2 separate regions of the Homo sapiens genome follow, and region 1 is linked to region 2. Evidence: read pairs that join two places in POLR2A ChIA-PET (ENCODE). Cell type or tissue: PC-9. All regions are shown on one strand. Region 1 overlaps LOC124901589 (a long non-coding RNA gene). Region 2 has its middle 86 kb from the start of TMEM106B.

Region 1 (4,000 bases), 310 kb before region 2:
TCAAAAGGGGAGGGAGTGTATAAATAGGGTGTGGGTCACAGAGATCACATGTTTCACAAGGTAATAAAATATCACAAGGCAAGTGGAGGCAGGGTGAGATCACAGGACTGGGGCAAAATTAAAATTGCTAATGAAGTTTCAGGCATGCATTGTCATTGATAACATCTTATCAGGAGACAGGGTTTGAGAGCAGCCAACTGGTCTGACCAAAATTTATTAGGCGGGAATTTCCTCGTCCTAATAAGCCTGGTAGCGCTATGGGAGACCGGGGCATATTTCATCCCTTATTTACAACCGTAAAAGGCAGGCATCCCCAAAGTGGCCATTTTAGAGGCCTACCCCTAGGCACACATTCTCTTTCTTAGGGCTGTTCCTTGCTGAGAAAAAGAATTCAGCGATATTTCTCCTATTTGCTTTTGAAAGAAGAGAAATATGGCACTGTCCCACCAGGCCCACAGGCAGCCAGCCTTTAAGGTTATCTCCCTTGTTCCCTGAACATGGCTGCTATCCTGTTCTTAAGGTGCTCAGATTTGATATTGTTCAAACACACACACTCTACAAACAATTTGTGCAGTTAACGCAATCATCACAGGGTCCTGAGGCGACATACATCCTCCTCAGTTTAGGAAGATGACAGGATTAAGAGATTAAAGTAAAGACAGGCATAGGAAATCACAAGAGTATTGATTAGGGAAGTGATAAGTGTCCATGAAATCATCACAATTTATGTTCAGAGATTGCAGTAAAGACAGGCGTAAGAAATTATAAAAGTATTAATTTGGGGAACTAATAAATGTGCATGAAATCTTCGCACTTTATGTTCTTCTGCCATGGCTTCAGCCGGTCCCACCGTTCAGGGTCCCTGACTTCCCACAACACTACAGTAATCAAAACAGTGTGGTACAGTATAGAAAAAGCTATACAAAACAATGGGCAAAACTGAGAGTACAGAAATAAGCTGTTATACTAAAGGTCAATTAATTTTCAAAAATGGGTCTAAGATATTTAATGGGGGGAGATAAAGCTTTTTAAGAAATGGTACTAAGACAATAATATCTTCATACAAAAGAATGAAATTAGAATCCTTCATACTATAAAGGAAAATTAACTCCATATGAATCATAGACCTAAATGTGAAAGGTAAAACTATAAAAATTCTTAGAAGCCACAGAGGAGTACATTTTATCCTTTAATTAGTAATGGTCTGTTAGCTAGGATGTTAAAAGCGCAAGTCACAAAAGAAAAAAGTGAATTGGACATTATCAAAATTAAAAAGAAAAAACTTTTTGTATTTCAAAGGATACCATCAAGAAAGTGAAGACGGGAGGCCGAGGCGGGCGGATCACGAGGTCAGGAGATCGAGACCATCCCGGCTAAAACGGTGAAACCCCGTCTCTACTAAAAATACAAAAAAATTAGCCGGGCGTAGTGGCGGGCGCCTGTAGTCCCAGCTACTTGGGAGGCTGAGGCAGGAGAATGGCGTGAACCCGGGAGGCGGAGCTTGCAGTGAGCCGAGATTGCGCCACTGCACTCCAGCCTGGGCGACAGAGCGAGACTCCGTCTCAAAAAAAAAAAAAAAGAAAGTGAAGACAACCCAAAAGAATGGGAGAAAATATTTGTGATCATATATTTAATAGGGGACTTGTGTCTAGAATTAATAAAGAACTGTCAACTTCAACAAAAAGAAAAATAGCCCAGTTTAAAAATAGGCAAAAGATTTCTCAAAGAATATCTATTAATGATCAATAGACACACAGAAAGATACTTAATATAATTTATCATTTGGGAAATATAAATCAAAATCACAATGAGATATCATACCACTTCATATTCACTAGGGTGGCTAAAATCAAAAGGCAGACAATAAGAAGTGTTGATGAGCATGTGGAGAAGCTGAAATCCTCATAAATTGCTGATGAGGTTCTAAAATGGTACAGACACTTAGAAATTTGGCAGTTCACCAAAATATTAAACATGTAGAAACCATATAACCCAGCTATTCAACTACTAGTTATATAACCATATGTGAAAATCTAACTTATTAGAAGCAACTTGTGCATGAATGTGCACAGCAATATTATTTCAGTAGCCAAAGAGCAGAAATAACTCAAATATCCATCAACTGATAGATGGATCATCAATGTGTTTTATAGTCATACAGTGGAATGCATGGCCATTAATTATGACCCCAAAAATGCTTGGTTTTGTTTTTCAACCTGAGGAATTTCTGCCTTTCTACTGACAGAGACATTTGTTTTTCCAGCATTCTTGTTAAGGAATGCTGAAAAGCAGGTTTTGTCTTTTATCAAGAAATTTCACCATCTTTTTTTATCAAGAGTCCTGAAGAAGAATTAAGGGAACTATGGCATTATAAAACTAAAATTATGAAAGTTCTCAGGAACCCTCAAACTTCCATGGCCTAAAGTATTATTGTTAGCTTCAATGTTTCTATGGGCCAAGCCATCTGGGACACCTATATCATCTCTCCTGATTGATTAATAACAGGCTACCTTAGGCATTTGGAAATTTCATTAACAGTCTTAAATTCCACTCAATTACAAACAGATATGACTAGTACTACACGGACTCAGGATATCTCTAGCTCTAGATCAACAGATAAGAACATTTCTAAAACACCCACCTCTAAATGATCTATAATCTGAAAATGTAATCTTCTGGAAAAGACACCAAAAAACCTGCACTTGAACCTCAGTGAAAAGGATCTTATCAGGTACTGTTAACAACTGACACAACAGTAAGACTCCAAAGTAGTGATCCTCAGATTCATGTTTCCTACCTCAAAAGATGTTTATTACTTCCTGTATTAGTCTGTTACCATAGACTGGGTGGCTCACACAACAGAAATCTATTTTCTCACAGCCTGGAGACTGAGAAGCCCGAGATCAGGGTGCCAGCATGGTCGGACTCTGGTGAGGCCTCCTTCCTCACTTGCAAACAGCCACCATTTGCTGTGTTCTCACATCGTTTTTCCCCAATGTGTACACATGCAGACACAGAAATCTCTCTCTTTCTCTTCCTGTAAGGCCATCAATTCTATAGAATTATGCCCCTACTCTTTTTTTTTTTTTTTTTTTTTTTGAGACAGAGTCTTGCTCTGTCACCCAGGCTGGAGTGCAGTGGCATGATCTCGGCTCACTGAAACCTCTGCCTTCTGGGTTCAAGCAATTCTCCTGTCTCTGCCTCCCACGAAGCTGGGACTACAGGCGTGCGCCACCACGCCCAGCTAATTTTTATATTTTAGTAGAGACAGAGTTTCACCTTATTGGTCAGCTGGTCTGGAACTCCTGACCTCAGGTGATCCACCAGCCTCTGCCTCCCAAAATGCTGAGATTACAGGTGTGAGCCACTGCACCCACTGCTCCTACTCTTTTGACCTCATGTAACTTTAATTGCCTCCTAAAAGCCCTGTCTTTAAATACAGTCACATTGTGAATTAGAGCTTTAACATGTAAATTTTGGATGAAACACAATTCAGTCCATAGCACTTTCTCTTCACTAGTGGGCATTCATTCCATTTACAAATCTTAAAAAAAGGCTGGGGGTGGGGGGTTAGGAATCATTTAGAAGCTGTTTACTTCTTCGGAAGGGTAGAAGGCCCCTTTCAGTCCTTCTACTCTGCTAGTAAGCTTGCCTATTATTCCAATATGATCTCTGCTAAAACACTGATATGCTCCCTTTTCTATTCATCTTATTTTTGTGACCCCATCTGTTCACCTTTTACCACTTAAGGAAAAGCAAAACTCTTACACATTTTTTTCCAGAGTATAGCTACTACTCTAAATCTAATGGATTTCTGGCTCTGACACTTGTTCCTTAACCTTGCTGATAAAATTTAATAGCTATTCTCTGAAATACTTCAAAAGACAAATTCTCTTTAACAGGACATTCTTGGCACTTTAGCTCCCCTCACCTTCAATTTTGCAAATTGAACCTTGACCTCATAACAGCAAAATGCTTCCGCCAAGGTCATTACAATCCT
Region 2 (4,000 bases):
CCATGCATACTTAACCTCCTTTTAAAATTTGTTTCTTCTTACCTAGAGACCATCAAACTCCAAATGGTCATGGAAATAGAGCCTCAGATGATGGCTCTTTTTACCGGGAACCCATAGGTAGACCTCTGAGAGACATCTAACTGCTGTTTTCCCAAAACAATGCCCCTGTCAGCATGAAGCAGTTAGACCTGTCACCATCCCTGTAATAATGTCAGTTAGACGTACCTCTTCAGAGGGGGGATTGATAGTGACAGTAAACAGTCAAATTCCTAGCCAGAAAGGGTCGTGTCCCCAGTGAAACCTGACCTTAGAGCCAAGGACAGTCTAAAGCCTGAAAACTGAGCTTCCTGTTCCAGGTAGAGTTCACAACCAGAGTGAGGACTTCCTTGATGCCCTTTAGCCAATTGAATGCTGCTTCTTCCAGGCCCACCCATGGATCAATCAGCATGCACTTTCTCATAAAAGCCTTGGACTCAGCCTCACAGGTGGCAACCCACTTTTTGTTCCCTTCTCACACAGAGGGCTACCCACTTCTGGGCCCCTCTCATGTCGAGAGCTTTTCTGTCACTCAATAAAATTATCTGCCTTGCTCACTCTCCAGTGTCCACGTACTTCATTCCTCTTCATCACGGGACAAGAACCTAGAATCCACTGAACAGTGGGTGCGAAAAGAGCTGTAACATACACTCCTGCTTGCTGAGCTACGGGAGTGAAAAAACCGCTGAGTGCCACATGCCCTCATTCTCCAACCTGCAGTGGCAAATCCAAATGAGCTGTGACATGTCCCCCTTTACTGAGCTGTGAGCAGTGGGACTGAATGTGCTGTGACATGCCCGTTTGCCAAGCTGCAGGAATGAGAGACAGCTGTAACACTTCTTGGGGCCTTGGACCTTGGAGCTTGGGAGTCCCTGGGCAAGATCTGTAGCATTCCTCAGGGCTGTGCAGTTGCTGGCATCTTTGAGATTTCAGTTGCTACTGCATTCCCCTCATCCAGATGCTGGTGCCCAAGGTGGAAGCTGGTGGTGGTATGACCGTTCCAGCTGCAGGCTGAGTGTGGATCCCATGGCAGGTGTGGGATCTGGGGCGGGGAACAAACCAAGTGCAGCCTGCTAGGCTGAGTGGGCAGAGTGAGCCTGGTGGGTCCAAGCAAGGCCCAAGGCAGAGGTCATGGTGGCCACAGAGATTTCCAGCTGGCAAAAGCAGCACTGAAAGAATCCTGTAACACTAATGTCAGCAAGGGTTGCATTATGAGTCTCAACATACATGCATTCCAGAGATGAATAGAAATTCTGGTTACTTATAAATTCTTGAGAAAGAAGCCTGGTACCAGCTGCTGGCTTTAGATAATAGGGAAGTCTAATTACTTCTAAATTTTTCAGATAAGGAGTTTGACTTTGGATGGTCTGCTTGATGGGCACTAGGCGATTTTTGTCCTCCTAAATTTGAGTAATAAAACTAATTTGGCCTTCAGTACAGCTAGCTCTGAGTGAATTAAACTCATTCTCTATTGCAATTTTCTGGTCTTGATAAATCAGCTGTGTCTAGGCAGTGGGCAAGGAGAACCCGTTGGATAGTTACAAAACCAATACCCCAAAATATGATGTTTTGGCATGTTGAACTGAAGAAACCTCAAGGCCTCTCTGACCTCCCCCATTATTTAATCAATCTGCCCCATGTTAGTGATATTCAGTGAAACTTCAGGGGGCCAAAGGCCATGGCCCCCACAAAAGCAAAGCTTCATTTAAACACTATCTTTTCAAAAGAAATACATTGGTGCTGTAGCCAATAATACCCTGAATTTAAAGTTTCTCCTTAAATTTAAAACTTCTAAGACAAGCTTAATTTACCAACTCCAAAACATAGGTACTAAAACTTTTTAGTCTCTTGGATTGTTAGAGTCCAGATCTTAACTGGATTTTTTTTTCTTTCCCGATTTAAATGTTCTACAATTTAATAGCTGAACTATGTTTTATATGTGATGAAATATTGATGATAATTTAAGACACCTTCAACCTAAGAACTAGAAACATGACTATTAAACAATTGTCACATCAGCATTTATGATTTTATTTCTGGTCATTTTATTTATTTAAAAGCACAGTGAGGTCAGAAGGAAAGCTCAAGAATGGGGAGCAGGGTACAGTGGATTTTGGAGTGTGAAGGAAATAAAAAATTTTACCCCAAAATATATTAATTTGGCATATTTTTAAGTGGCCCTGCAAAGCTGTCTTCTGTGGGGGAAATTTGCATTTGTAGATGTGCAGAGAATCTACATTAATGCAGCCAGCCCGTCTCTTATTCAGATTAACTGAGAAAGATTAACTGAGTCTGAAACATTCAAAAGTCTGAAAAAGACTCTTACCATCTATTCTCTCCAAGGGCTGCTGCCTGTGAAGCAAAGCTTCATCTATATAACAACGCCACCTTTACTAGCTAAGCTTCCTGTTTCCTCCCTCCCAGAATCTGTCTTGCCACTAAGACCTGATTTACCAGCATAACCTGTTTTGGGTCATGTTCTGAGCCCACATTCCTTCTGCAACCTCAAGATGATGCATAAGCATCTGTACCACACTGGGGGTAAAATCTTCATTCTGAAGTCTCCTATGCATACATATTACATAAATTTATATGCCCTTTTTTTTTATTATTAATCTGCCCTTTGCAAGTTGGTTTTTTTCAGCAAACCTCCAGAGGGCCAAGGGTGAAGCCATCTTTACAAAAATTATAACGGAGGAAATTATGACAATGAAAGAGATCAGACCTAACCAACTCCATCTTGCTTCTAACCTTTAAGCTGTCCTTGTTCGTTCCTGGGCATAGGCTGAACTAACCTTTAACTCTGAAACAAAAATGATACTAGCCCTTTCTTTAAAAAAAAAAAAAAAAAAAAAAAAAAAAAAAAAAACCTTCTTGTCTGAGGACCAGTCTGCCTTTGTAGGACTAATAAATTAGCTACAAGATTAGAAATTAAGGTTTAGGGGTCACGCAGCCTCCAGCTACAACAGTCTGAACATCCCCAAATTGCCCCTGGGAACAACATCACTATTGTAAATCCTAAGATCAGTGCTTGAGATATTTTGCAGACCCTGCACTTGATGGATCACCTGACACCACCCAGAAGGGTAATGTAGTTCATCCAGTTCTATGATCCCACCCTGGGACAGAAGACAGCAAGGAAAACTCACTTCGACCCCTATAATTCTATCTCCAGCCTGAGCAGTTGGCATGCCCCACTTCCTGAGCCCCTACCCGCCAAATTATCCTTAAAAACTCTGATTCCCTAGTGCTTGGGGAGACCAATTTGAATAGTAATAAAACTCTGGTCTCCCACACAGCCAGCTCTGCGTGAACTACTCTTTCTCCATTACAATTCCCCTGTCTTGATAAATCAGCTCTGTCTAGGCACTGGGCAAAGTGAACCTGTTGGGTGGTTATAAGGGTTCCCCTTGGTCCCTACAGTTGGAAAAATTGACCTAGTTATTTGCCATTTCTCATCAAAATGATTGTTAAGTAAAATTTATAGAAAGCTATTATTTGAACTGGGCTTCTGCACTACGCCCAACAGGCCAAACCAAAATGAAGTTACTTATGCCAAAATGAAGTTATTTATGCCGAAGTTCAAAGCCACCAAGCCAAAACTAAGTTGTTTATCAGATCTTTCAAGAAATCAGGAGAGAGATTATAGCTGCAGGGGACAGGGGAAAACCTTCCCTTCACCCTCTGAAGTTTCACTGAAAAGTCAACTTACAAAAAACAAATTGAAGAAAAAGCATACAGATTTGTTAGCAATCATACAAGGGAGAACTACAATGTAATTACCCTACCCTGGAATGGTGTTCAGATGTTTTTATAACATCTTGAGGTTACAGAAAGAATAAGGGCTTGGATTGCTCGCAAAACAGGTTAAGGTGGTGATACAGTTTGGCTCTATGTCCCCACCCAAATCTCATCTTGTAGCTTCCATAATTCCCATGTGTTGTGGGAAGGACTTGGTGGGAGA

Evidence for each region. Peaks named below come from ENCODE experiments on the same cell type or tissue, not always from the same donor. Only the 100,000 strongest peaks of a DNase experiment are listed, where the experiment ranks them.
Region 1: POLR2A ChIA-PET joins it to region 2 with 5 read pairs; 2 of 35 experiments call an interaction of 5 or more read pairs at or near these places.

Annotation. Positions count from the first base shown.
Region 1 is chr7:11,983,297-11,987,296 of GRCh38, forward strand. The region is part of intron 1 of LOC124901589 (a long non-coding RNA gene); the gene reads right to left. Among named protein-coding and RNA genes, the nearest start is that of THSD7A, 150 kb to the left of the region's middle. In PC-9, no CTCF peak of the experiment used is centred here; a DNase peak (open chromatin) is centred at 2,255.
Region 2 is chr7:12,295,434-12,299,433 of GRCh38, forward strand. No RefSeq gene overlaps it. Among named protein-coding and RNA genes, the nearest start is that of TMEM106B, 86 kb to the left of the region's middle. In PC-9, no CTCF peak of the experiment used is centred here; a DNase peak (open chromatin) is centred at 2,488; H3K27ac peaks cover 374 bases.